2 separate regions of the Homo sapiens genome follow, and region 1 is linked to region 2. A link is a loop called in an ENCODE intact Hi-C map of the cell type or tissue named here. Cell type or tissue: heart left ventricle. All regions are shown on one strand. Each heading gives the region's core, and the rest is flanking DNA. Links, peaks and the distances in the headings are about the cores only. Region 1 has its middle 63 kb from the start of PABIR2. Region 2 holds the start of MIR450B (microRNA 450b).

Evidence for each region. Hi-C counts contacts between places; a loop is a spot of excess contacts. Peaks named below come from ENCODE experiments on the same cell type or tissue, not always from the same donor. Only the 100,000 strongest peaks of a DNase experiment are listed, where the experiment ranks them.
Region 1: it touches region 2 in a loop (2.2-fold over the local background); 6 of 110 quality-filtered maps call a loop at or near these places.

What each region holds. Positions count from the first base shown.
Region 1 is chrX:134,725,907-134,741,747 of GRCh38, forward strand. It overlaps a transcript of PLAC1 not described here. Among named protein-coding and RNA genes, the nearest start is that of PABIR2, 63 kb to the right of the region's middle. In heart left ventricle, for the core only: no CTCF peak of the experiment used is centred there; no DNase peak of the experiment used is centred there.
Region 2 is chrX:134,526,761-134,540,437 of GRCh38, forward strand. It overlaps MIR450B (microRNA 450b), which reads right to left and starts at 13,502; the gene lies at 13,425-13,502. MIR450A1 (microRNA 450a-1) reads right to left here and starts at 13,671; the gene lies at 13,581-13,671. RefSeq lists a silencer at 2,364-2,463. In heart left ventricle, for the core only: no CTCF peak of the experiment used is centred there; no DNase peak of the experiment used is centred there; H3K27ac peaks cover 452 bases.

The sequences.
Region 1 (15,841 bases), core at 4,646-9,645, 200 kb after region 2:
GAATAGCTTGAACCCAGGAGGCAGAGGTTGCAGTGAGCTGAAATCATACCACTGCACTCCAGCCTGGGTGACAGAGTGAGACTGTCTCAAAAAACAAGCAAACAAAAACTTGCAGGGCATTTCATGATCTGGCTTTATTTAAATTTCTAATCTAATCTCCTTTGGAACCCTCCATACACCCTATGTCCATCCTCCAAAGCTATTTTTCCGTCTTAGAATGTATCAGAATATACCAGAAGCTCCTTCTGGCTTCTGTTCCTTCTCACTAGGATGTTTGCACCCTCACACACTCCTTTGGCCAATGATGCTTGACAAATTTATTGTGCTTTAAGGTTAGAGATTCATCTCAAGCATTACCTCCTGCTAGAAGCCTTATAAATTCTATTTCCTACCCCTACTCGAAGCTGGAGTGAGGGGTCTCCTTGCAGATCCAGCTCCCTGGCCTTCCCTCAGTCACACTTCTGCTCTCACACTACTGTAATTTTCTATACATTACTTTCCCTTATAATCGGGACCTGTTTTATTCATCTCAGTATTTCTAATGCCTGACACTTGGTACATAATTGTTGAATGAATGTATAAGGTTGATGCTTAAGGAATATTTCAAGAACAAAATAACAATATTAAAAACTTCCTGGCCGGGCGCTGTGGCTCACGCCTGTAATCCCAGCACTTTGGGAGGCCGAGGCGGCCGGATCATGAGGTCAGGAGATCGAGACCATCCTGGCCAACATGGTGAAACCCTGTCTCTACTAAAATACAGAAAATTATCTGGGCGTGGTGGCATGCGCCTGTAGTCCCAGCTACTCAGGAGGCTGAGGCAGGGGAATCACTTGAACCCAGAAGGTGGAGGTTACAGTGAGCCGAGATCACACCACTGCATTCCAGCCTTGCGACAGAGCAAGACTCTGTCTCAAAAAAAAAAAAAAAAAAAAAACTTCCTGGTGAAAATATGGAGTCAGGAAGGGCAAACTACCCGTTGCTCTAAGCCTGCCCCAGTGTCACAGAATTTATTGACCATATTTTATCCCATTACCTACCTCCCTTTCCCCCTTTCTCTCCCTCCTCTTTACCCCCATCCAGTGCTGGAGACACTCTGCCCATGCTCCTCAGGCTACCTTACCAGTCCTTCTGGCCCAGTCTCTGATTACCTCCCAATTTCCTAAGGCTTCCTCCTTTGCTCGGAGAGAGAGCCTCACATAGGCACCCCTGTCTCTGGTAACACCACAGGACCTAGACAACTCCGGTTAGCAGGGGTGTGCTCCCCCTCCCTCAAAAGTAGGGAGGCTTGCAAATAGAAGGAAAGGGCTAGTGGCATCTCTCTCAAGTGACATGGATTTCCATTCTCCTTCTGGATTGTGGCTTATTTCACTAAAAAGGGAGCCTTTAACGCCTCTTAGAAGAGTGGAATGCGTTCTTCTCTCATGCCATGTAAATCTCTCATTTTTTTCTCATTCTGACATAAAGGCAGATAATGAATGCTGATTTGCCTTGTAATTTATGAGTTATTTGAATAAAGGTTGCTCCATGAAGATCTAAGAGGCATCAAGACAAGCTTCATATTTATATCTTGCTTCTCTTAATGCCTGGCTTTAAGTTTCATCAAAAGAGTTGTGGGGCAGCCAAAGCAAACAGTAGGGGGAGTTATACTTTGCAAATTGTAGCTATGAGATAGGACTGGCCAACTCTGGTAGAAGTTCAAACAGAATATGTCACTAAACAAATAACTACTACAACAAGCAGCAACAACAACAAACGCTCAGGAGGACAGAGAATCTGATTTCCAGGATGCCACCTTATAATATTCAAAATGCCCAGTTTTCAACAAAAAATGTATGGGATCTGCAAAGAAATAGCCCATACAAAGGAAAAGAAAACAATCAATAGAAACTGTCCCTGAGGAAGGCCTGATGTTGGACTTTTTACACAAAGATTTAAATCAGCTATTTCAAATAGGTTCAAAGAGTGAAAGGAAACCATGTCTAAAGAACTAAAATATGAGAGTGATATCTCAATAAACAGAAAATATAAATAGAAATTATTTTAAAACAACCAAATAGAAATTTTTGAATTAAAAATATAATAACTAAAATGAAAAATTCACTAAAGATGTTCAATGGCGGATTTGAATGGGGAGAAGAAAGAATCAGCAAATTTGAAGATACTTATATTATCCAGCGTGAGAAACAGAAAGAAAAACGAATGAAGAAAAATGTCAGAGCCTCAGACACCTGTGGGACACCATCCAGCATAACAACGTACACTTAATGGGAGTTTCAGAAGGAGAGGAGAGGAAGAAAGGAGTATAAAGAATGTTTGAAGAAATAATAGGCAGAATCTCCCCAAATTTGATGAAAAACATTAACCTACACATCCAAAAAGCACCACCAACTCCAAGTAGGATAAACTCAAAAATGTCCATATCTAGATACATCGTAATCAAACTGTGACAAGCCAAAGGCAAAGAGAATCTCATAAGCAGCAAGAGGGAAGTGACTCATCACATACAAAAGACCCCCAATAAAATTAACAGTTGATTTCTCATCAGAAACCATGAAGACCAGAAGCCAGTGTGATGACATATTCAAAGTGCTGAAAGGCAAACAACTGTCAACCAAAAATTCTATCCCCAACCAAACTGTTGTTTAAAATAAAGGAGAAATGAAGGCATTCCCAGCTAGATAAAAAGTGAGAGTTTGTTGCTAGGATATCTTCACTACAAGAAATGATAAAGGGAATCTCTCAGGCTGAAATGACGGGACACCAGATAGTAGTTTGAATCCACAGGAAGAAAGAAAAGAACACCAGTAAATTTAATATTTAAAGGTAAATGTTAAAGATTTTAAGGTATTTTGTAACTCCCTTTTTTCCTATCTGATTGAAAAGACAATTGCATAAATCAATAATCATAAATCTATGTTGATGGGCACACAATGTATAAAGATGTAATTATGATGCACATTTTTATAGATGAGGAAACCGAGAAATGGGGAGGTAGTGTACCTTTCCCAACATCACACCTCAGTCAGGAGGCAGAGATGATATGCCTGTCTGATTGCAGAGCCCATAAGTTTAAACCCCTTGCTATGCTACTATGTAAGGAAGAGCCGTGGGCCTCTCCACGTGGCTGCTAGTTGGGCTGTTGGAGGAAACTCAAAACATCCTGCCTAAAAAGCTCCTTGAGAACAGTTCTTCCTTCATAGATTTCTCCTGTATTCCTCACAGTGTCCCCAGCACAATGCTAGGCACACAACAGACACTCAATAATTCCAGTTGAATTGAGTTTCTCTAAAGTGACCTACTTAGTTAAGGGACTTAAAAGAAGAGGTAGCTTTAGCAAGGAAATGATAAGACTAGATACCATTCATTAAGTGCTTCCCATTGTACCCGGCACACAGGCACTCTGCTAAGTGTTTATATGTATTCAAGTTATCTAGATCTACCCACCTAAGAACCCTGTGAATTATGTACTATACTTATCTTGTTTTATAGAACGAGAAAACTGAGGCACCACGCATTGAGTAACTTATGAAAAGTGCCACAGCTAGTAAGTAGCAGAGCTAGAACACGACCCCAGACAGTCTGACTCCAGAGCCCATGCACTTTCCATTTGACCGTGTCAGGGGCAGCTGAGACTTTTCCAGCTATAGTTTCCAAACGGGACTGACACTCAGAGCCAGGAGTATGATTTCAGGAGTGGCAGAAAGGTGCCTTCTCTCAATCTCTCTTTATTAATCCACCCACCTGCTGGCTGATGCCTGAAATTCCACTGTTGGGGTTCTTGTCCCCTGAAACAAAGGCCCAGAAAAGAGCATATGAGCCATTATGATATTCTTTCCATAGAGAAAGGTGTTTTCTGTTTCTTTTTCTTTCTTTCTATCTTTTTTTTTGTTTTGTTTTTCGAGACGGAGTTTCGCTCTTGTTCCCCAGGCTGGTGTGCAATGGCTTGATCTTGGCTCACTGCAACCTCCACCTCCCAGGTTCAAGTGATTCTCCTGCCTTAGCCTCCCAAGTAGCTGGGATTACAGGTGTGCACCACCACACCCGGCTAACTTTGTATTTTTAGTAGAGACGGGGTTTCACCATGTTGGCCAGGCTGGTCTCGAACTCCTGACCTCAAGTGATCCACTTGCCTCAGTCTCCCAAAGTGCTGGGATTACAGATGTGAGCCATCACACCTGGCCCCAGAGAGACAGTTTTGTTGTACACATGTGGACAGCACATGAAGATGCACTCTGATCCAGGGGTGAAAGCACAAGCACATGAGGACCTGAAGGCTCCATATGAGAGAAAGGTGTGAGCTTGCACACTGCAACAGACAAATGTTACCATTTTTGAGAGGGCCAGCCTTTGTCAAGAGAAAGTCATTGCTCTGGAAGCTCTTCTTCACAGCCAGCATTGAGTTTCTGAGAAGGAAAGTGTTTTATGTGAGAGTTTAGAGCAAGGTTTCCCAATGGGAGTGGGTGCTGAAATCCCTAGAGTTGTCTATTTACCACAGAATTCATTCATACTCAATAGCTATGAATAATTACTCAAGATGAATTCTTTTTTTTAAGAGATAGGGGTCTTGCTCTGTCACCCAGGCTGGAGCACAGTGATGCCATCATAGCTTACAGCAGCCTCAAAATCCTGGGCTCAAGCGATCCTCCCGCCTCAGCCTCCCAAGTAGCTAGGACTATAGTTGTGCGCCACTATGCCCAGCTAATTTTTTAAAAATTTTTTTGTAAAGATGGGGTCTCATTATGTTGCCCAGGCTGGTCTCAAATTCCTGGGCTCAGGCAATCCTCCTGCCTCGGCCTCCCAAAGTGCTGGGATTATAAGCATAAGCCACGGTGCCTGTCCCAAACTCCTCTGATTGTCAATACTGTTATTGCTTCCTGGGAAATAACTCCTGTCTGACTGTAAAGTAAGAGAAAGGGGGCGAGGAAAGGATGGAGCCGCCTCTTGGTATGGAAGTTGCAGCTGAAGGAAACGGCAATGGGGGAAGTGCTGTTGCCTGGGCCTGGCTCTGTCCTTGATGGCTGTGTGACCTACAGCAAGTCTTTCTGGCCCTTCCTCTCATCTCCCTCAGCTTCACTTGCCTTCTATATGTTGATGGTGCCCATACCTGTATCATCCTCCTAAAGCTCTCCTCTGAGTGACAGAGCTATTTTCCCACGTGAGGCTGAGAGCTCCTCCAGAGAACACTTATGAAAAGAAACATCCCTTAGTTTTACACATTTATCTATAAGAATATGAATATTCCTGCAGCCTGACTTCACAACCTATGCTCTGTGCTACATTGTTTTTAATTCCAGCACCACTACTTTAGAGCTGTGCAACCGAGATGAATATGCCCGAGCATCAGTTTGTATCTCTATAAAATGGGGATATAATTGTACCTACCTGTCACATGAATGCTTTTCACTGTGCCTGGCACATATTTAATGCTCAATATAAAATGCTCAACTTTTGAAGGTGAATAAATGAGCAATGGTTGGATTTGATTCCCAAATTCATGTTTTTGTCAATAGATTAGGTTCTTGCTCCATTTTTGAGACATTTAAATCAAATAATCAAATAAAAGTCCATTCAAGCATTAGCAACAGCCTTCTCATCTAGACTACAAGCTAGACTACCCTAGGGGCCTGCTCATGAACTTGCAAAAGTACTTGGCCTAGCTGGAACTTCATGAATGCTATCTAGCAATATCGTAGGCCTACTACTGCCGGGGTAGAGCAGAGAGATTGGCACCATCTGACTGGAGACTCAGTGTGGTCTATTTGGTGGGATTTCTGGGGCATTGGGAAGCTCTGCCCCTGTTTTCCCAATCACACCCTTCTGATTCCTGAAATTCCTAAAGTGTCTTCTGATAAGACTCAGTCCAAAAATATCTACACTATGAGTTCTTATCCCAGCACTATGGCCTCCATCCTTGGGAGCTTTTGCCTCCTTGAGACACCTGTCAATATACAAGTATAAAAAATTACCCGGGATTGATGGCAAACACCTGTAGTTCCAGCTACACGGAGGGCTGAGGTGGGAGGATCATTTCAGCCCAGGAGGTCGAGGCTGCAGTAAGCTGTGATTGCACCTGCAAGTCATGCCCCAGGATCTTACCAATGAACTCCCAACTTGTAGTTAATTCCTTAACAGGGCTTGACAGAGTGGGGGCACACAATGGCAACATGAACTAGAGGGATGCCTTCCATCAGTAAGGGGAGTTGTGCAGATGGAGGTGGGGGCTGGTGTGTACATCCTCTGACCCTACCTCACTGCATGCAGCCCTTGTGTCCCTTCCTCCAGATTTCCTAAAGCTCCAGACAGAAATTAAATCCAGCATCTGAGAAGCCCAAGATTAGGCCATCAAGTCATATCAATTTGAGCTAATGGGTGCAGAGGAGGCTGTTCTACATGATGGACCATTTTTCAAAGAGATACAGTTTTATGACTGCCCAGCCGGTACAGTAGCATAGAACTAATAGCTAACCAAGGGCTGCCAAGTTCCAGGCCTGCCAGATCTGTTTTAATCACAAGATAAGAACCATTCATAATTAATGCATTTGGTCTGTATGTGGGCTCTACTACACTCCTCGCCAACAGTTTGTTCCCTGGGTTGTGATGAGCATGTGCCCACGATGCTTACCCCATTTTTTAACAGGATCTCAAAAAAACCCCAATCTTTATGAAGCCCAGCCCCTGAAAAATGCTCTTAAATGCTGAGATAGGGCCATTCAAAGCAATGACTGAGGTTTGGCTGTTGCCAGGTTATCAAAAAGCACGACTGTGGGCGAGGAGAAACCTTGAGCTTTATTAGAATGAAACATCAGCCTCCTGAGTCAGGAACGGATCCTACCTTCCTTATCTGCAAGGAATATGTCCAATGTCCTTGCTAGGAATATGTACAACGTTACCCAAACATCAGCTGAACACATTGTTTTTGTGGGCATCAAGTGGAGAGTGGGAGGTAGTCAGAGAAGCCAGAGATGCAACTCTGTGGTTACTTAACCAGCTTGGAGTAAAAGACGTTCCCAGCAAGCTGGGAAGAGAGACGGCGAGGGGCCCACACCACTGCTTCCTAATACTGCTGGGAATAGACACCCACTGCTGTTTCCTCCCAGGAAAAGTGAATGAACAACAAGGATCCTGTGTGCCTTCTCCTGCCATGGTACACACACTCACACACCCCCTCATACACAAGTCCTTTGTTGAGCCCTGAGGCAGGAAATGGGAAATTCAAAAGGAAGAGCCTGAGAAACCATTTTATTTCATTTCAGGGGGCTTCTCACCATCCCTTGAAGGAGGCAGCCCCAAGTGATATAGACCAGAACCCCTCTCACAGAGTCTTAGTTCACATCCTAGATATAAAACAGAGAACTTCCGGGGCTTAGAAGTTTTGTCTGTTGGGGGAAATCTCTGCAGGCTCAAAAAGTAACCCAGGGTTGGCCTTATGGGTGTGGTGGATTTGTGTTTCAGTGAAGTGAACACAGAAAAGAGGTGAGTATATATGTACACACAGAAATCACAGGAAAAAACTCCAAAAACTCACTTGTGCTAAGTCTTGAGGGCCAGTCCAGCAGAAAGATACTTGCCTTTCTCCTTCAGACTTCGTTGTCAGTCTCGTTTTCTTTGTCCTGTGGAGTAGCGGGGAGATTTGGAGTTCATGAGGATGGACGCACAGGCAGTATGTGCCCCAAAGCCCTTGACCAGGCAGTAATGGGGGCCTCAGGAATAGCTAGGGCTGTTTCCTCAGAGAACTGGTCATGTGAAAGGACAAAGGCTTTGGATCCTCAAAGGGCAAGAGGATTCCAGATGGAGCAAAAGCTTAAAGGCAAATCTGAGCAGGGTGGGTTGGCAGGGGTGCTGGGGATGAGGATGAGGCCTGGTTTGAACAGAAGGCTCAAGGCTGGGAGCAGTGAGAGGTGAGAGGGAAAAAAACCAGATTGTACTTGTCAGATACTGCAGGCTGTTGGCATGAGAGCGTTCACTGCCCTTCCCTTAGAAAAAAAAAGATGTTTGCAGACCGATGTGATTTTATGAACTGCAAGCTTTAGGACCCTGTCTGTTTAGTGGCCTCACCTCTGGGGAATAAATCTCTTGTCTTCAAAGATCTGTAGGGGTCCTAGGAAACCTGATTGAAGTTCTTTCCTGGATGAAACACAGTAAACCAGGACAACTGTGCCTGATATCCCACAAGTAAAACAAGGAGGTCTGTGCCTAGCTGTGCCTTGTTTGGGAGGGGAACATTCTGGAGGGAGCCACAACTCCCATCTGCTGCTCAGCCAGCCCTCTCAAATGTGTTGTTAGGTTGAAGGTTTAGAATAAATCCTCCACGTGAGTTTTCTCCAAACTCCATCCAGGGCAAACTTCCACACTTAGCCTGTTGTCCTCAGTCCATTGGCAATGACCTAGGCCTGATCTCAGAGGCAAAGCCTGGCTGGTTTCGGGAGAACTATTAGCACTGGGAACGCATGGGGCCGGGGGGCTCCCCACAGCTCAGCAGACCCAGTGCTCCCTTTCTCTGCTCTTGGGACCTGCAGGAGTTAAAATGCAGGCTTAGTCCCCCACTCCACACCTGCAGAGAGGACAGCAAGCCTAATCTGCCCCCAATGGCTGGCATACAGGGGCCTTATTCACAATTCACTGTGTTTCAAGGCCTCTCACAGGCTGCTCTTCCATGGGCCTCTTTCTAATGACTTGCTACCGCGAACAGCCAGGCTGCTCTAATCTTGAAGATAGGTCTGAACCTCCCTCCCTCAGCACATTTTTAAGGAATGGCGTTCCCTCCCCTCTCTCTTTTTTTTATCATCATCAAAATATATTCACAAAACACCCACATCTCTGTCCATGCTATAAATCAGGGTGGGGAACCTCTGGCCCACAGCCCAGATCTGGCCCTCAGCTTGATTCATCTGGCATGTGGGGGATACTGTACTTACTGCCACAGCTGCAACCCAGAGAATAATGCCTCCCTCCCCACCACCTCCCACCCCCTGGACTGCTGGGGCCATCCCCTTCCAAATGGAGCCTCGAAAATAGCCAGACTCAGATGGGGGGTGGTGGCTCCTGTGGCTATTTCAGTTGCTATTAAACAGGAAATGGGACTACAAAGCCAAGGAGGTGATTTTCATAATGAGAAAAGTCACCATTCTGTGACCATTTTACTAATTTCCAGGACTGGGCTGAGAAAGCATATCACCTATATTTTCTTGTTTAACCTTCCCAACCCTTTCGCACTAAGAACTTTTGTTTTCATCTGGAGGGTAGGAAGCAGGGGCTCAGGAACCTGCCTAGTGCCACGGCTATAAGGAGCACAGCTGGGGATCAAATTCAGGCCCAGCTCACATCACAGCCTCTGTAACCAGTAGCAATCTCTGTAACCTTACTGGCTGCTGGATAACTTGGAGGTGCTTGCTCTTGCAATTTTTGTCTCATATCTTTTGCTTGTCTCTGCAGTATATGCAATAACCATGTGGTTGTTCTGCAGTGACTATAAATTCTACTCCACTTACTTGTGTGACAACCTCTGCTCTAAAGATTTGTTAAAAAAAAAAAGAAAGAAAAGAAAAAAGAACTGGAGAAAGAATTAGAGGGTCGAAATAGTGTTTAACAGACTACTTAGAATTTTAAAAGGCAGTAAAGCTCTTCTCAAGTCCAGAGCCCAAAAAATGGATTTGCCAGGAGGAGTTTATCACAAATATTCCCCTTTTCTATTTGCTGATATAGGTCATGGCTAGCAGGGAAGAGAGAGAGAAAGCAAGAAAGAGAGAGGAAGAGAGAGAGAGAGAGAGAGAAAACACCCTTTGGTCTTACTCAGCAAGACACCTCTTCAAACCCTCCCATGGTATCTCAACTGGTACAACTCCTCATCTCCTAAAAGACTGCCTTGGGATGGCATCTCTGGACAGGTGAGCTGAAGCCCAAAATTTATGCCCCAACATAATATAGTATGTCTCTGGGCACCAAGAAAGAGGTTATAAATCCAGAATTACCCAGTAGTTGAAAGGCTAAAAACAAAAAGTGGGCAGTGGGTAAGTTCAGAGCCCCCAATGTCATATAATCTGTCTACCTTAAAAAAAAAAAAAAAAAAAGAAGAAGAAGAAGTAAAGGGGCTGGGCGCGGTGGCTCACGCCTGTAATTCCAGCACTTTGGGAGGCCGAGGCAGGCGGATCATAAGATTGAGAGATCGAGACCATCCTGGCCAACATGGTGAAACCCTGTCTCTACTAAAAATACAAAAATTAGCTGGGTGTGGTGGCATGCGCCTGTAGTCCCAGCTACTCGGCAGGCTGAGGCAGGAGAATCGCTTGAACCTGGGAGGCAGAGGTTGCAGTGAGCTGAGATGATTGTGCCACTGCACTCCAGCCTGGTGACAAAGCGAGACTCCATTTCAAAAAAAAAAGAAGAAGAAGAAAAGGGGAATGTAAGCTTTTGCCTGATATGAAATCTGCAAATACCAAAGACCCACAAATACCCTTTGCTGACACTCCAAGGCAGTAGACAACTGCTTGGGTTTAGGAAAAATCAGAGGGAAGTCTAGACTGATCCAGGAAAGAGGCAGCTGCTTAGTGACAGAGCCCCAAACCGCCCCCACCGCCCCGACTCCTGCTTCTTAAGGCCCAAGTGACCAGAGGTATAGAATAAAAGAAAGGGTTGGCTGGGCCCCTGACCCCACCAACAGGGTGGTCTCTGAACCCGACAGCTGGTACAAACAGCCCTGGCAGTGCAATACTCCAAATGAGTACATCTTGTCCTCCCAAGATCCTTGGAAATCGAAGCTTTGCTATGCTCATTACTGAGAAGGCTCTGGCGCCCTTCAACCCATTTGTATCTCTTCAACCTCTCACTAAACATTTGTTGTCTGGCCGGCACAGCTGCAGGCTCCTAAAAGCCATGGCCCCAGACCTCTGGGAAGCTCCCCTGAAAGAGGTCAAGGTGAGGAGTATCCCGAAGGGCATTGTGTTTGATTCTAGAAGCAAGTGGACACCAGGACACCACAAGATTGATCACGAGAAATCCATGCCTCTGTTTTCAGAACTTGCTTGCATCTTTCCCTATGTGGCACTCCAGAAGCCAGTAAGTTGGAGGAGTTTGATTCTACCCAGAGAGAAGTCTATGAAGACTGCAAGAGTCTAAGGAAGTAAATCAAAATAGCAGTGTATCTAGCAGCCCGGTGACCTATTTCCTGAATTGGATGTTGGAATCGTCTTCCCACAGAACAGCCAATTGTGATGTGTTAGTATTTTCATGCTGCGCAGCCCTCTGGCATGGAGGCGCTGCCCCATTCCTTCCCAAGGAAATTCCACTGCAGGCAATGTTATGATTAGTGGACTAATAACACTTGTCGTTGGAACACTCAGACAAAGCTGCAATGTGGACTGGCCTCCAAGTCCCTTAATCACCTATTTCATCATCTCGACACTGAAGCCCTGGCAATAGGGATGGACTTGTGGATCCCAATAATTAAGCAAAGGGACAGCTGCTTGCTTGCATGGGGATCTCCCTTCCTTCCATTCATAATCCCAAGCCAATCCGGGGTGTTAACTGGTGTGGTTACCACATCTAATACTGGATGGCAGCTAGAAAAAGAGACGCTGCAAGCTAATTCTGAAGCAAGTCACCTGCCTGTTCACTCCTAACATTCAGGCACACACATTTTCCTTGTGATTAGCTTGCTGGAGTTCTGGACAGGGGCCAGGGAAGAGGCCAGGAAGTGTGTGTGTGCTAATGCACCTGCCCCTAATTGGGAGCACCACTGATCCCCAACATTCTAGAGGTGTGCTCCATTACCCTTCCTTCTGACATTGCATGGGCAGTTGGAAAGGAGATCTGGAAGCTCTAACCATGCTGAGGTCGACGAAAAAGCTAGTTTGGCTTATGGGAAGTCAGGTGGGGGCGCCGAAAGGAAAGTCCACTCTATTCCTTTATTCTGGTTCCTTTTGATTGAACTTTGAACTAAATCAGAGTTAATTCGCTGAAGGCAAATGCTTATGGTGTTTGAATGAACTGATTTAGAAGTGAGCATGGATAAAAGGAGAATGGACAACACAGACAAGTAGGGGAGGGCGAGGCTGATGCAATCACAGAGGGAGGAAAAGAATCTTCAGGGACTTGCGGATTTCTCAGAACTGCCAGTTATCCTCACACCAGTGCACTTAACCTTCTTTGTGACTCTGAGAGCCATCGGGGCTTCTTGGCCACATCTTTGAGGGAAGACATAAACATATAAAGAGAAAACTAAGACTAGAGAAAGGGGGAGAGTAGTGAGAGCAAGACAGAGAGGGTGAGAAAAAAGAAAATAAAAAGGAGAAAGGTCAATTATTGTTGGAAGGTGGCGTGTTAACAGCGATGTCTGCAAGCCCTTAGCAGAAGCACTGGAGCTCTGGGGTGCCTGGAACTGGCTTCAGGGAGAAGCACTTTCCCAGCGCACAGTATTCAATTATTTGAAACACATCAGCAGTTCTCTCGAAAACAAGACACAAGGCAGACAATCCTCAGCTATTTTATTCCCACAGATGTTCTGTTCTATCTCCAAGGTTCCTGACATAACTACACTGTTCATAGGGTTCAAACGGGCTCGTTCCCAGGGTGAGACAACTGCACCCAAGCCAACTGAGCAAATCCCAGGTTTCCAGCCCCCCTGGACCCAGGTACCCAGAGAGAAGAATTGCTTCTGCTCTCTTCCCCACCCTCTCTGGGAAGTACAAACTGTCCGGGTGACCAGACAGCTCATGGAGCAAAGGCTCAAACATTTTCTGGAAAAGTCCCACCCCAATGTCTTTCCCACTGACCTTTCCAAAATTCATTTGGCTTTGTTTTTGGGCTCCACAAGTTATCTTCCAGGGGAGCCAGAGATGAGGCATTCCCAATGTGGGATTTAGAACTCTTCATTTCCACCAAAATGCCAGAGTAGAGTTGTGGGGCTGTTGTTTCTCCCTCATATTTAGACAATGATGCAAAACCTGTTGATTTGTTTAGACACAATTGTCCCTCAGCAGGACATATGGTATTCAACAGAATGGAATAATTAGGAGATTTAAAAGAAATAATTATGTGGGAAAATATGGTTGGAGTCAAATATGCCTGGTAATCTATATGAGGAATTCTGGCTTAAAATGTGGGTAAAATTTATCATTGTAGATTCTGTTGCCTTGTTATCCTGAAGTATAACTCCTTATCGACAAGAGATGTTTCATATCGTGCTGTTAAAGACAAACATGATTTTTTAAGACTCGTGGGAACAGTGACATGAAATGTTCAGTTTATTTTCATCTCTTCCTGGGGAAACTGAAGTTCCTGGTGAAACAACTTTATGAGGCAATGGCTTAATGACACTAAATGGTTTTAAAAAAATAACACAGCAGGGTGGGAGTGTGTGTGAAAGGGACTGTTTTGTTAAATTGATTTTTTTATTCGACTTCGAGGTGACTTTGGCTTTTCATAGCTCAGGGTCCAAAAGTGGGAACTTTTTTTTGAAACAGACACTTCTTGAAATGCAAGCTTCATGTATAATGCCCTTTCCTAGGCAACATCGCTCCTATGCCTACACTAGTGAGGATAAGAGAGCCTGCCTTCAATGCTATCCCAAGCCAGCTGACTGCTAGAGCAAACAGGAAGCCTCAGTGCAGGGAGGAAGCTGGTTAATTCCAGCTAATGCTCTTGGCCACATGGCTTGCCTCTTGCCTCTCTCCATGGCCAATGCTACCAAGTTCTCTTTTACTTGTGTGATCTGACAAAGACAATGCAGCATGTTTTTGGGGTGTCCGTGCCAGAATGGCAATGTAGAATAAGATCTGCCCCTTTCGAAAGGTCTGGGCACCAGGAGAAATACTGTTTTTTGGATTAGTGGATTTGGGATTATTACATGCATTTTATTTAAGTGAGGCATTACTTAAATCTGGTCTCGATTTCAAAGATTAATTATAACTTAAAAAATCTATAATTCTTTGGCACTGTCTACTGAAGCTGAACATACACATATCCTAGGACCTAAAAATTCCACCCCTGGGTATACCCAATGGAAATATATGCACATTTGCCCCAAGACACAAATACAGGAATATTCATAACCACATTATCGTAATGGTAACACTAAAAGTAATTCAAAGGCCCTTCAAAAGTCGAATGGATCATTGTGATAAAGTCATTCAGGCTGTGCATGGTGGCTCATGCCTGTAATCCCAGCACTTTGTGAGGCTGAGGCGGGCAGATCACCTGAGGTGGGAAATTCAAGACCAACCTGACCAACATGGAGAAACCCCGTCTCTACTAAAAATACAAAATTAGCCGGGCGTGGTGGTGCATGTCTGTAATCCCAGCTACTCGGGAGGCTGAGGCAGGTGTATCGCTTGAACCCGGGAGGCGGAGGTTGCAGTGAGCCAAGATCGCGCCATTGCACTCCAGCCTGGGCAACAACAGTGAAATTCCGTCTCCAAAAAAAAAAAAAAAAACTAATTCAATAGAATACTATACTGCAATGAGAGTGAATGATCAACAGCTGTAAGCAACCATGGAGATCTCATGAGCATGATGTTACGAAAAGAAGCCACACACAAAAGAGTATGGCCTCTATGATTCTATTTATAGAAAACTGAATTGCATGCAAAGCTAATCTATGCTTTTAGAGGTCAGGACAGTGGTTACCTTTGACATGGAAGTCGCTGAGAGGGGTATTAGCTTGAATGGCGGCCCCAGAAAAGATATGACCATGTCCTAGAAGTTGTGAATGTGGCCTTCTTTGGGAAAGGGGCCTTTGCAGATATAACTAAGTTAAGGCTCTCAAGATGAGTTCATCCTGGATTATCTGAGTGGGCCCTAAAGCCAATGACAAGTATCATTATAAGAGATGGCAAAGGAGAAGGCACAGAAGAGGGAGAAGCAGAAGGCCATGTGAAGACAGAGGCAGAGAATTCTGAAGTGATGCAGCCACAAGCCAAGGAATGCCTGGAGCCACTAGCTCCAGGAAGGAAGAGGTAAGGAAGGATTCTCCCCTACAGCCCCTGGAGGAAGCACAGCCCTGCTGACATCTTGCTTTCAGACTTCTGGCCTCTAGAACTGCGAAGGAATACATTTCTGTTGTTTTAAGCCATGAAATTTGTAGTAATGTGTTATGGCAACCACAGAAACTAATATAAGGAAAGTGTTCTGTTTCTTGATCTGGGTATTGGTTACACGGGTATGTTCATTTTGTAAAAATCCATCAAGTTGTACACTAATGATTTGTGTACTTTTTGACATGGATATTATGCTTCGATAACAATTTTATTTTAAAAAATCTATGATTCTATAATCCGGTTTCCAATTACCCACCACTTTGGGTAAACAGAAGCTAGCTTTATGAGGTTTTATTGTTTATGTTTAAGACATGCTTCACAATAGCAGAGCCTTTTTACCAAATCAAAAAAGTATACCCGTAACGAATGTATGTTCATAGTCTTTCCCTCCACTGTAGTACGGTGAGGAGAACTTTGGAAGAAAAAATGTCAGAAGCAATGAGCAAACATCTAATTTTCATACTTTCCTTTTTGTTAAATTAAGTAGCAAGGTAGTTTAGGGGTAACAAGTCTCTGAGACAGGAACTGTCTGGAAATTTTGGATAAGGAATAGACATACCCAATCACCGAGGAGGGAGAGAGTAACAACACCCTATTTTTGCTAAAAGCAGTTCAACTGTGACCCCTTTGTGGTAAACAACCACGATAATAAGCCAAATCCTAACCCCACCTTATTTGGCAATTTTGTAATGGGTGGGAGAAGCACTGTATATAGTTTGTCTGTTATTTAGAATGAGATGCAGAGATGGTGTCCTCTGTCTTGGAAAAAAAAAAAAAAAAAAAGAACACACTTGGCAGCCTATAAACAG
Region 2 (13,677 bases), core at 8,305-13,304:
AACTCCTGAGCTCAAGCAATCCTCCTGCCTCGGCCTCCCCAAATATCTGGACTATGGGCATGAGCCACCGCACTCAGCCAGAGTCTCCATTTTTGACTGACCCTGGACCCTGGCTTTTGTTCCCTATCTCTGAGCAAAAGTGATGCCCAAGATTTGGATTCATCTCTCTGGGTTCTTGCCCTCTTTGGAGCTCGATGCACTACCTTCTCACTGTCTTGTTAAGTATTTTATACTTTTGAGGATATTTGTAAATGATTTTGTCCACCTTCTCTGATATTTTTAGCAGTAGTGTTAGTCCAAATTACCTAGCCTGCGATTTACAAAAGCTGGTGTCTCTCCCTCATTTTGCATTCACCCTCCAGTAGCTTCCTGAGAAAGAGTACAATAAAAGGAATTTCTGAGACTGTGCATGTTTGAAAGTGTTTATATTCAAGCTTCACACTTAATTGTTGGTTTGGCCAGGTATAGAATTCTCTGTTAGATGTTAATTTTCCTTCAGAATATTGAAGGCATTGCTTCCTTATCTTCTGTCTGCCAACACAGTATTTCTCTGGAAAAATCCAAAGCTATTCTGATTCCTGATCCTTTGTGTATAACCTATTTTTCCTTCCGGAATCTCTTAGAATATTTTCTTTTTCTTTTCTTTTCTTCTTTCTTTCTTTTTTTTTCTTTTTCTTTTTTTTTTTTTTTTTTTTTTTTTTGAGATGGAGTCTTGCTCTGTTGCCCAAGCTGGAGTGCAGTGGCACAATCTTGGCTCACTGCAACCTCCGCCTTCCAGGTTCAAGCGATTCTCCTGCCCTTAGCCTCACGAGTAGCTGGAATTACAGGTGTACACCACTACGCCCAGCTAATATTTGTAGTTTTGGTCGAGACGGGGTTTTGGAATCTTATTTAAATTCTTGTTTTTGAAATGTACACAAAAGGTGACTTGATGTGGGCTTTCTTCATTCACTCTGTTGGGCACGCAGTGTTTTTATTATTTGAAAACTGGAACTTTATGTCTTTCAGCTTTGGATATTTTAATGTATCATTTCTTTGATAATATTCTCTCACTTTTTTCTTACCCCCTTTCTGGCACTCTTACATCACATCTGGAACAATCCTCTAATGTCCTTTTCCTTTTCCGGTCTGTTTTACTGTTCTTTGCCTTTTTTGTTCTGCTCTCTGAGTGGTATCTTGAACCTTTAATTTCCTAGAGCTCTTTCTTGTTCTTTAAATGCCCCTTTTTTTTTCTTCTTGGTGAATAAATAAATTATCTTATGCCTCTGAGAATATTGTGGATTTCTAAGAATTGCTCTTTGTTGTTTGCATTGTTTCTTTTTCATCTGAGTTTCTTTTTTTCTATTTGTTTGTTTCAACCTTACAGGCTTTTTATTAGTGTCTTGGCCAGAGCCAGGAGTAGGGTGAGGCAAGCAGAGAGCCCAGGGTGCAAAATGTCAGGGGTCCCTCAGGCTCAGGTCCTGCAAGTGCAGGGTTGGCAATTGAGAGTGAAAGCCTCCTTACGTTTTGCACTCAGAGTGCATTGCTTACCTCACTGATGTCCTAGCCCTGGGCCCTGATCTTGGCTGTCCATACTTAGGGTTGAGATATCCATAAGATGACTGGAAGTTCTGTGGCATGAATGGGGCCTGTCCGCCGGCTTCACTCTAAAATGATTGGACCATGCTGGGCGCGGTGGCTCACGCCTGTAATCCCAGCACTTTGGGAGACCGAGGTGAGTGGATTGCTTGAGCTCAGGAGTTCCATACCAGCCTGGGCAACGTAATGAGACCTCATCTCTACAAAAAACACAAAAATTAGCCTTGCATGGTGGCGCGTGCCTGTAGTCCCAGCTACTCAGGAAGCTGAGAGGGGAGGATCGCCTGAGCCCAGGAGTTCGAGGCTGCAGTGACCCCAGATTGCACCACTGCACTCTAGCCTGGGTGACAGAAGGGGACCCTGTCTCAAAAATAAAACAAAATAAAAATAAAATAAAATAATTGGACCAGAACACAGACATTTAATTATGGCATCTCCAAATGTAGACTATCTTAGTTTGGGTTCCTTTCAAAGCAGAGGCTGAGAAGAGGATTTGAGAACAGGTGGTTTATCTGGGAGTTGGTCCTGGGAAATTGGGGAGAGGGAGCCAAGAGAGTGAGACGGGGAAAGAGGAAAAGCCAGTAAAAAGGTGCATTATGAATGAGGTCATCCCTGTAGGAAACAGGAGGCTTCCTTGGAAACATCCACAAGGCTTTCAGAATTGTCCACTGAAGAACAGGAAGCCAGAGCCTTTAAACCAAAGCCCCCACCCCCATCATGGAGGCTTCTCCCTGGGATGAAGGGAGAATGGTTTAGTCTGCTGTTAAAAGTCAGCCAGTTAAGAGAAGGCCTTGAAACTGAAAGCAGAAAGAGACTTAATGCTCCCTCAAGGGCAAACGCTGTGCTGCCTGCATGAGGTCAGGCTGATCTTGTAGAAGACAGTGCACTTCAGCAGCTGAAATCGGTGGGGCTCAAGGGGAAGGGACAAGAGGTACTAGAGACATCTGCTACGGAGAGTAAAAGCCAGCCTACTCCTCAGGGCAATAAGGTGGTTTCCAGGGAGCTCAATGGGGAAGGGCAGCAGGGGTGGGGATGGTGGGGTTGTCATGCGTTTAGACTTTTACTAATTGTCCCGGTTTTCATTTGACACGTCATTCCCATCCTCAGCTGTGTTAACTGTGACTAGGATCGGGTGTTCTAGAATTCATACTAGTCCCACCCACTCTGCATATTGATGGCCTTCTCAGCCCACTTGGGCCAAGATTTGGCCATGCCAGGCTGCCCTCCACATGTACGCCCGCCCTCTGAACCCTGCTTGGGCTCTGAAACAATGCTCCAGGCCACCCCATGGCATGGATACCCTATATGCCCCACCCACACTCTGACACTCTATGCCAGGCTGCCCCCGACCACATGGGTGAGCTACTGACACCTCAGGATCTGACATCAAACACTAGCCCACCCTCCTTCCCCGGTTTGAGCTCTGACACCCCAGGCCAGGCTACCCATTGGCAGTAGTGTCCTCAGCTGGCTTGGCCTTTGACAGCCACACTGGGCCCCACCCCTGACATGGCTGGCCTCACCTCGCTCACCATGCCGACCCCCAGTGGGTGCCTTTCCCCCACACACACACCCTTTTTTTTGAGACGGAGTTTCACTCTTGTCACCCAGGCTGGAGTGCAGTGGCGCAATCTTGGCTCACTGCAACCTCCACCTCTCAGATTCAAGCGATTCTCCTGCCTTAGCCTCCAGAGTAGCTGGGATTACAGGCGTGCACCACAACGCCCAGCTAATTTTTGTATTTTTAGTAGAGACGGGGTTTTGCTATGTTGGCCAGGCTGGTCTCAAACTCCTGACCTCATCAGGTGATCCACCTGCCTCGGAGTGCTGGGATTACAGGCATGAGCCATTGCTCCCGGCCGCCTTCTCCTTTTATCTCAGGTTTGGAAACCTGCAGGAGGCCACCCCACACCCCTGGCAAACACCCTCCTTACTCCACTTGGGCTCTGGCTTTGCATGCCGAGCGGCCCCTGTGTAGATGCCCTCATGACCCGGCTCATGTCTGACACCGTCTTGCCAGGCTGCCTCTTCAGGGAGATGCTGACTCCCTAGCTCCGCCTCTGACTCTCCAGGACAAGCTGGTCCCCACGTGGACATCCTACTGGCTGCACTTGGACTCTGAGTCCCTCTGCCTGGCTGCCTCCGGCATGGATGTCTTCCTCACTCTGCTTGGGTTCTAGACCTCACATCAGGCTGCCCCTCCACACGGATGCCCTCTCCTCCCTGCTCAGACTCAGATAGTCCCCAGTAGACCATCCTGTGTGGATGCCCTATACACCCTGCTTGCAGACACCATTCTTGACCTTCTAGGGTCCTGTTTTTTTGAGATAGGATCTCGCTCTGTCGCCCAGGCTGGAGTGGAGTGGTGCCATCAAGGCTCACTGCAACGACCTCCCTGGCTCAAACGATCCTCCTACCTCAGCCTCCCAAGTAGCTGGGACCACAGGTGCAAGCCACCATGCCCAGCTTATTTATTTATTTTTGTTTAATTTATTTATATTTGTTTGCAGAGATGAGGTCTCATTATGTTGCCCAGGCTGACCTTCTAGGTTCTAACACCTGTGCCAGGCTAGCCCCATGCGTGGACGCCCTCCTCAGGCTCTGTATGCCACACTGGGTGGCCCCTCCACACGGATGATCTCTTCACCCTTCCTGGGCTCTTACTCCCTGCTCCAGGTCATCCCCCTGTAAGGCCATCATCTTCAACCCACTCAAGCACAGACTCCCGTGATGAGCAGACTCTCCCGACCCCCATGCACTTCGACTCCCTCCTCTTGGTTTTGTTTTGTTTGTTTGTTTGTTTTTTAGATGGAGTCTCACTCTGTTGCCCAGGCAGGAGTGCAGTGGCACGATCTCAGCTCACTGCAACCTCTGCCTCCCAGGTTCAAGCAATTCCCTTGCCTCAGCCTCCTGAGTAGCTGGGATTACAGGCGCCTGCCACCATACTCAGCTAATTTTTTTTATTTTTAGTAGAGATGGGGTTTCCCCATGTTGCCCAGGCTGGTCTTGAACGCCTGACCTAAGCAATCTGCCACCTTGGCCTCTCAAAGTGCTGGGATTACAGGCGTGAGCCACTGTGTCCAGCCATTTATTATTTTTATATAAGTATTTTAAAAATATTTAATATTTTAATTTAAATATTTAATTTCTTAAATTAATTATTTAAATTAATTGACCCTTCCAACATATATTTATTTTTCCCCATTTCTTCTTACTGTGGTTATATTTATATGGCATACAATTGACCATTTTAACCATTTTTAAGTATACAGTTCCCTGACATTAAGCACATTAACATTGTTGTGCAACCAGCACCACCATCCATCTCCAGAACCTTCCCATCATCCCAAATTAAAATTCTATACATATTAAACACTAACTCTATTCTCCCTCCTACCCCAGCCCCTGGCAAGAACCACTCTACTTTCTGTCTCTATGAGTTGTGCTACTCATATGGGGACATAACTCTTATAAGTTGAATCATGCGATATTTGTCCTTTTGGTTCTGGATTATTTTACTTAGCATAATGTCCTCAAGGTTCATCCACCTTGTAGCATGTCTCAGTTTCCTTCCTTTCCAAGGCTGAATAATATTCCATTGTATGGATATTTGGTTCATCCATTCACCCATCAATGGACATTTGGTTTGCTTCCACTTTTTGGCTAATGGGAATCGTGCTGCTATGAACACCGGCATACAAACATCTGTTATAGAGCTTAATATCGCATCAGATTTATGCTACAACAAATGATAAATCCACATTGGCAAAATGTCATCAAAATGTATACATTAAATATGTGCAATTTTGTATATCAATTATACCTCAATAAAGCTGAAAAAATTAATACGGGCAAGAGGGAGTGTTCTGCTTATCAATTGTGACATAACAAACCACACCCAAACTTAGTTTGTTAAAACAACAATGATCATTTCTTTTGCTCACAAATCGGCAGTTTGGGAGGGGTGACTTGCGATATCCGGGATCTTAACTGGAATGACCTTCACCGCTGAGGGCTGAAACAGTTAGGGGCTGCCCAGCAGCTCCTTCTCTCCAAATCGTAGTCTCAGGACCTCTCCATGCCATTGCTTCATGTGGTTTCTCCAGCATGATGCCCGTTGAGTAGGTGGATGCCCACGTGGAAGCTCAAGGCTCCAAGAAGCCAGTGGAAGCTACTAGGCCACTTTGGCCACATTGGGCAGCGAGTCACTGAAGCCAGCCTAAATTTAAGAGGAGGGGATGCAGACCCCATGTCTCTATGGGAGGAATGTCAAAGAATTTGTGGCCATCTTTAATCCACCGGAGGGAGGTCTGTTTGTCTTGCAGGTGCTCCACTCTAAAGAATATGAGTATCTCAGGCAAACAGAGCTGCCCAGGTTGAGTGCCAGTAAAACTGCCTTTGCAAAATTATAACTGAGGAAATTATGACAGTGAAAGAAATCAGACCTAACCAACTGCATCTTGCTTCTAACCTTTAAGCTGTCCTTGTTCATTCCTAGGCATAGGCCAAACTAACTTTGGGAAGGAATTCAGTTCATGGTTTGACTCTGAAACAAAATTGATAATATCCCTTTCCCAAAAAGACCCCTTCTTGCCTGGAGACCAGTCTGCCTTTGCAAGACTAACAAATTAGCTACAAGATTAGAAATTACATTTGGGGGTCATGCAGCCTCTGGCTCCAAGAGTCTGAACCTCCCCAAATTGGTCCTGGGGATAACGTCACTATTGTAAAACCTAAGATGAGTGCTTGAGCTATTTTGCAGACCCTGCACTCAATGGATCAGCTGGCACCACCCAGACCAGTAATCTGGCTCAACCAGTTCTGCCATCACACCCAGGAACAGAAGACAGCAAGAAAAACACACCTCGACCCCCTATGATTCTATCTTCAACCTGACCAATCAGCACTCCCCACTTCCCAAGACCCTACCTGCCGAATTATCTTTAAAAACTCTGATCCTTGGCTGGGCATGGTGGCTCACGCCTGTAATCCCAGCAATTTGGGAAGCTGAGGCAGGCAGATCACCTGAGGTTAGGAGTTTGAGACCAGCCTGGTCAATATGGTGAAACCTCATCTCTACCAAAAATGTAAAAATTAGCTGGGCATGGTGGCAGGCGCCTGTAATCCCAGCTACTCAGAAGTTGAGGCAGGAGAACTGCTTGAACCGGGAGGCGGAGGTTGCAGTGCCTGGGTGACAGAATGAGACTCCATCTCAAAAAACAAACAAACAAATAAACAAAAACTCTGATCCCCGAGTGCTTGGGGAGACTGATTTGGGTAATAATAAAACTCCGGTCTCCCGCACAGCAGGCTCTGCGTGAATTGCTTTTTCTTCATTGCAATTCCTCTGTCTTGATAAATCGGCTCTGTCTAGGCAACGGGCATGGTGAACCCATTGGGTGGTTACACTAGGAGCAGGAGTAGGATGAAGCCACAACTCTGGGGAGACAGAGGTAGAAGAGGAAGATGGAAGGGTGATAGGATGAGGGTGTTTTTTCTTTTGGTTTCCCCTGTGAGGTAGACTTTCACAAACTAAAGCCACTCTGAAAAGAACCATGAAGCAACCCTTTGCTTCATCTGCTAGACCTGAGGTTTGTTCATGTTTGTCTTTGAATTCTTTCTGGTCCTGGACCAGGCCCGTGTGCCTTCCCAGTCCTGGAGGTGCATAACGGTGCTATTTTGCATACCCATGGTGTGAAATAAATGGAGATAATATCTGTGTCTTGTGACAGGCTGGACTGTGGCTTTAATGCTTCATGTGCCAGAGAGTGTGTGGGAGCCTGTTGCAGTTGAGTAGACAAGACTTTCCGGAGTTCTCTAAGGAATACGTTCAGTTCCAAGTGACAGAGCATGGAATTGCAACATAATACTGGTTTTTTAAAAAATGGGTTTTTTGTTGTTGTTGTTTGTTTTGTCTGTTTTTTTAAATACAGATGAGATCTTACTTTTTGGCCAGACTGGTCTCAAGCTTCTGGCCTCAAGTTGTCCTCTCACTGTGACCTCCCAAAGTGCTGGAATTATAAAGTGTGAGCCATCGCACCCTGCCACAATGCTGATTTTTTTTTTTTTTAAACAGAATTTCACTCTGTGCCCAGGCTGGAGCGCACGGGCACAATGTCGGCTCACTGCAACCTCCACTTCCTGGGTTCAGGTGATTCTCCTGCCTCAGCCTCCTGAGTAGCTGAGACTGTGGGCATGAGCCACCATGCCAAGCTAATTTTTGTATTTTTAGTAGAGACAGGGTTCCACCATTTTGGCCAGGCAGGTCTTGAACTCCTGACCTCAAGTGATCTGCCCATCGCAGCCTCCCAAAGTGCTGGGATTACAAGCATGAGCCATCATTCTGGGCCATAATGTGGTTTTGATTGTATAAATACTTTGTCCTATATCAGGAATCTCTTCAACTGGGCTGTGACGACAGCCCCTTTAATATCCTCTAAACAAATATGGTTACAATATATTTTATCATGGGACACTTTTGAGAGTGAAATGAGATGCTACTAATAATTATGACAATAAAGTAGGCCTAAGCCAGGACTGTCCCAGGAAAAGGATTAAGATGGCCTTATCCCCAGGCCATCTATATGCTCAATGTCATCAGTCAACCTGGATGGAGCACCCGCTCTGCTGTGCCGGGAACAGCGCTGGGCTCCATGACAGATTTGGGGGTGAAGAAGGACCTGGTTCTTGGTGCTTCCTGCGGATTTGCAGGAGGCACACCTGTAAAAATGGACATGAGCCAGTGTCTGGACACTGGGTATGGCAGGAGGTCAGACGAGGTTCAGTATGAGTGGGGTGGTCAAGGCAGTCCTCAAAAGAAGGAGGCACATGGAATGGGTCTTGAAAGATAAGTGGAGGCCGGGCGTGGTGGCTCATCCTTGCACTTTGGGAGGCCGAGGTGGGTGGATCACCTGAGGTCCGGAGTTTGAGACCAACCTGGCCAACATGATGAAACCCTGTCTCTACTAAAAATACAAAAAATTAGCTGGGCGTGGTGGCAGGCACCTGTAATCCCAGCTACTCGAGGGACTGAGGCAGGAGAATCACTTGAACCTGGGAGGCGGAGGTTGCAGTGAGCTGAGATCGCGCCACTTCACTCCAGCCTGGGCAACAAGGGTGAAACTCCATCTAAAAAAAAAAAAAAAAAAAAAAAGGTAGGTGGATTGGGGCAGGGAGAGGGAAGCCTTCTCTGCAGCTCACATTGTTCCTATCAGTGGCATGTGGACTCCATGTGCAGACATGTGTGGGTTCGAGGGGAGAGGAATCCAGTGCTAGGTCGGCCTCAAAGCCAAGCAGCAGTGCAGCACACGGGCAGAGGGCGAGAGAGTGGAGCAAGCCGGGAAGGCTGAACCAAAGGACCCAGCCAGGAAAGGATGGGAGGGCAGGAAGAGCTGGGCCTGGAACACTTCCTGGAAGCACTTTATTTTCCTCCCAAATTGGGTTTCCTTCCAGAGACCTTGATTCAGTAGGCCACCTTCTTCATGAGGGTATTTCAAAAATTGAACAAATCAGAGTGCCAGCCACTCTGGCCTTTTTGTAGTCACTGCTTCTAACTTAGCCCAGCCTCAAATCTAGACATTTGTGAAAGATCATGTGATTCCTCTCCTGAAAATATTCAAAGCTCACCCCCCAGCCCTTGTTTATAGTAGTCCTCGGGCTAACATGCAAAGTCTCCCTCTTGTTTATAGCATAGTCCTTAGGCCAACATGTCAAGCCTCCCATGGTCTGGTGGGCAGCACTGTTCCAGTTGCAAGTGACAGAGACAGAGGCACAACTCAATGTGGTAGGGAAACACCACAAGAGCAGGGTCTTTGTCTCTTTTGTTCACCGCTCTTTTTCCATTCCTAGAATAGTGCCCAGCATTTAGAAAGTACTTGATAAGTTTTGCTGAATGAATAAATGAGACTAGCTTAAACAAAAGGGACAATATGTGCTCTGGTCACTGAGGGACAGGAGTGGAGCTGATGCGAGAACCACCTGGGTTCAAGGACTCAAGCAATGTCATTAGCTCTCTCTCTGTCTCTGCTCTCTGTCTGTCGTCTCTCTCTTTTATGTGCATGTTTTACTTTTTTATGTGCATGCTGTTCTCATTCTCTCCTGCTAATATTCCTCGGGTGAGAGACATGGCAGAGCAGGGTTGGGGAGGGCATAGCCATATACAGCTTTAGGTTTAGAAGCCACAGAAGAAAGGGAGGCTCTCTCCATTTCAGCATTGAACATAAAAAACAAAAACAAAAAAACAGGCAAGGCTGAGTATGGTGGCTCACCACTGTAATCCCAACACTTTGGGAGGCTGAGGCTGGAGGATCACTTGAGCCCAGGAGTTCAAGACTAGCCTGGGCAACATAGTGAGATCCCATCTCTAAAAAAAATAAAAAACTTAGCCAGGTGTGGTGGTGCGCCTGTTGTCCCAGCTACTCAGGAGGCTTAGGCGGGAGGATTGCTCAAGCCCAGGAGTTCAAGGCTGAAGCGACCCACATGCACACCGTCACACTCCAGCATGAGTGACAAACTGAAACCCTGTCTCAAAAAAAAAAAAAAAAAAAAAAAAAAAAAAAAAATCCCAGGCAAGTACTTTGAGTGGTTAGGCTGGGGTCACGTGAACTTTCTTTACCACAATCATTGTGGAAGAGAGGATGGGATACTGTGGTTTGCCTGACCTGGGTCACGTGCCTGGTGAAAGGCTCAGCAGTTTACAGAGATGGGCAGCCCTTCCAGAATCCCATGATTGCAGTGGAGGAGGGGCAGTTCAGCAAAGGAAAGAGCCAGGGAACTGTTATCAGAAGACAAGGAGTGCTGGCAGGAAAAACAAACAGCCAAATGCCTAGAGACCAGTGCACAAATACTCCCTCAGAATGAGACTGGAGTGGGAGTCCTAGGACGGCCTGGAGGGGCCTGCAACAAACTGGAAATGATTTTGTGAGGTCTCAGTTTTATCTGTTTAAATTTGTGCTTGTTTTTACAGAAAAACAATGCTGTAAATTATTTATTATGGATACCAAGCTGTGCTCTAGGAAATTGTGCCATCTATATTCTGTGGCTTTTGGCAACCCATGGGACACTGTCTTATACCCTCAAGGGCTTGCATAGCCCACGTTGAGAAGGAAGACTTGACCTTAATTTCCTCCAGATTGCCCTGTGGTGACACCACATCCATTCCTCCAGTGCTTATGTCATTACCCCCTGCCTGGAATGTCCACCCCTGTCCTCTCTGCCTCTTCTGGCCCCACCTATCTTTTTTTTTTTTTTTAAAGAGATAGGGCCTTGCTTTGTTGACTAGGCTGGAGTGCAGTGGCCATTCATAGGCATAATCATGGCGCACTGCAGCCTGGAACTCCTGGGCCCAAGTGATCCTCCTCCCTCAGCCTCTGGCGTAGCTGGGCCTACAGGTGAACACTACCATGCCCAGCCCCACCCACTTTTGCAGGTGCTCATCAAGTCCCATATCCTTCATAGAGTCTTTCCAAGTCACTCCCTGTGTCCTTTAGACCCAGTATATTACAATGGAAAAAGCCCTGAAGCTCAAGGTTCAAGTTGTAACATTGCCCAATTCTCTGCACGACCTCTCTGCAACTTATTTTCTCTCTCTGCAACTTGGTTTTCTCTTCTGTAAAATGAGGGGCTGGACTTGTGTAAAATGAGGGTTTGTACCCTGTTAACAAAGGGAAGCCCTCAGCACCTTCTGCACCTGCCCCTCCTCAACCCCTCTTGGCATACTTCCAACTCTGAGAAGCAATCTCTGTACTGGCCAAATTCTAGGACATTTCACTGGTTCAGAAATTCAGCCGGGCGCAGGGGCTCACGCCTGTAATCCCAATACTTTGGGAGGCTGAGGTGGGAGTATCGCTTGAGCCCAGGAGTTCAAGACTAGCCTGGGCGATATAGTGAGACCCTGTCTCTCTGTCTTTCTCTATATATACATATATAGAAAGAAATTCAGGGGCTGAAGATTTTTTTTTCACTGGTCAACGAAAGGGGCTTAAGATCAATGCTCAATTTGGAATGATTTCTCTCTCTCTCTCTTTCTCAGCCCTAGAGGCGAGACCTCCCATTTAGAAAGGGGTCCCTCCCACACTCTGCCCCTATTCCATACATTTTGTCCAGCAGGGACTAGAGTGAGCCCTAGGGGAAAGGAGGCCACTTAGATGGTTGCTTAGCAAAGCAGATTCTCTGTGTGGTCTGACCTGGCTCAGACGAAGGTCAAAGCCTCAGCTGATCCCTGCTCTGTACCCAGTGGCAGACAAAGTATTCGTGTGTTCAAGGCCTCTCTGGCTCAGTATCACCTTAACCTCCGCTTCTCCCCTACCCGCTCCTCTATCCACAAGTAACTAGCACAGAGGTAGGCACCCAGTAAATATGCTCTGATTGACAGAGTGTGGCAGATAAAAATGCTTATGCTCCTTAAAGAGGAGTACACACATTTAAGCATGGGGACCAGTTTGGTTGTATGATTGTATGTTCTTAAGCAGAACAAGGGCAGGGCATCAGAAAATTGGAGGAATGGTCTCCTGTATCTTTGTAAATGGATATGTGTATATATATTTGCCTCACAACTCAGCTTCTCCTTTAAGGAATATGATGGATCTATTTTGAAAGTAATGTCGGCCGGGCACGGTGGCTCACGCCTGTAATCCCAGCACTTTGGGAGGCCAAGGTGGGCAGATCACGAGATCAGGAGATCGAGACCATCCTGGCTAACACAGTGAAACCCGTCTCTACTAAAAATACAAAAAAATTAGCCAGGCAAGGTGGCGGGCACCTGTAATCCCAGCTACTTGGGAGGCTGAGGCAGGAGAATCGCTTGAACCTGGGAGGCAGAGCTTGCAGTGAGCTGAGATCGCACCATTGCACTCCAGCCAGGGTGACAGAGCCAGCCAGACTCCGTCTCAAAAAAAAAAAAAAAAAAAAGAAAGTAATGTCTAGTCATATGGACTTGCTAGAGTGCCAAATATGTCCTTGGTGGGGGAACAGTTTCCCAAAATGCTACTAAAAAGATAGGAAGGAACTTAGATCCTCCTGTAATGTGTCTCTGTCCAAATCAGTGCCACTGAGGAACGCTAAAACCTTGGTAGGTGCCCTTCAGACCATGGGCCAGGTACGTGACCAAATGGTTCCATCTCTTACCAGAACAAGGATCGCCTAAATTGAGGTGTCACATGTGTTCTGCAACACCAGAGTTACTATGGAGCTCAGCTGAATTTGCGGGAAAATGCAGGGGGGGCTTTACCCGCATCTGCAAGAAGTTGGCTGAGTGGAAATAACCTAAATAAGGTGTTTTCCTGACTTGGGCATATCTCAAACTGGCCAATGCGTCTTGAGGCCCTGGGCGAGCATCCAAGTACCACCTTCCTGAATTGCTACTAGAGGAAAAGGAGCCTGTTTCAGCTTTCTATACTTCTTTAAATGTTACTTTGATTAGACATAGATAGCAGTTTGTTTACTAATATTACTATTATAACTCTGTCGTGGTTATATTTTTTAGTTATACTTTCTCTTTTCTTTGCCAAGAGCAAATGAAAACACATTTGCACTGCAGATCCAACTGAAGTTGTACAAAGGTTTCCCAGATATGTTTGAAAAAGTATTCTAGGCCCACTGCTGGCCAAATAGGAAGTCTTCCCCCACCCTTATGTCAGGGGTTCATGCTTTAAAAAAAATACAAACTCTTTTTAAAAATAAAATGTTTTATTATTGCTATAAAAGCAATGCATTTTATTGTTTATGCAAATATTACTTGGAAAATACATAAAAGTATAAAGAGAAAAACAAACATTACCTATAATTTTATACTATAATACTGTTACAAGTTTTGGTATATTTCTTCCTAGACTTTTCTCCATATGTTGATACAAAACTATGGATGCAAAATGATCCCAATACACTTATATTACATATTCAGGAACATATTGCAAAAATAATTCTGCATCTTACATTTATCACAGAAGTAAACCACAGATAGCCGCTGTTAGATTTTTTGCTTATTCCCTCCATCTTTTCATCTGTATATTGATACAAAACTATACATGCAAAATGTTCCCAATATATTTATAGTGCATATTAGGAACACATCGCAAAAACAGTTTAGTATCGTTTTTGATT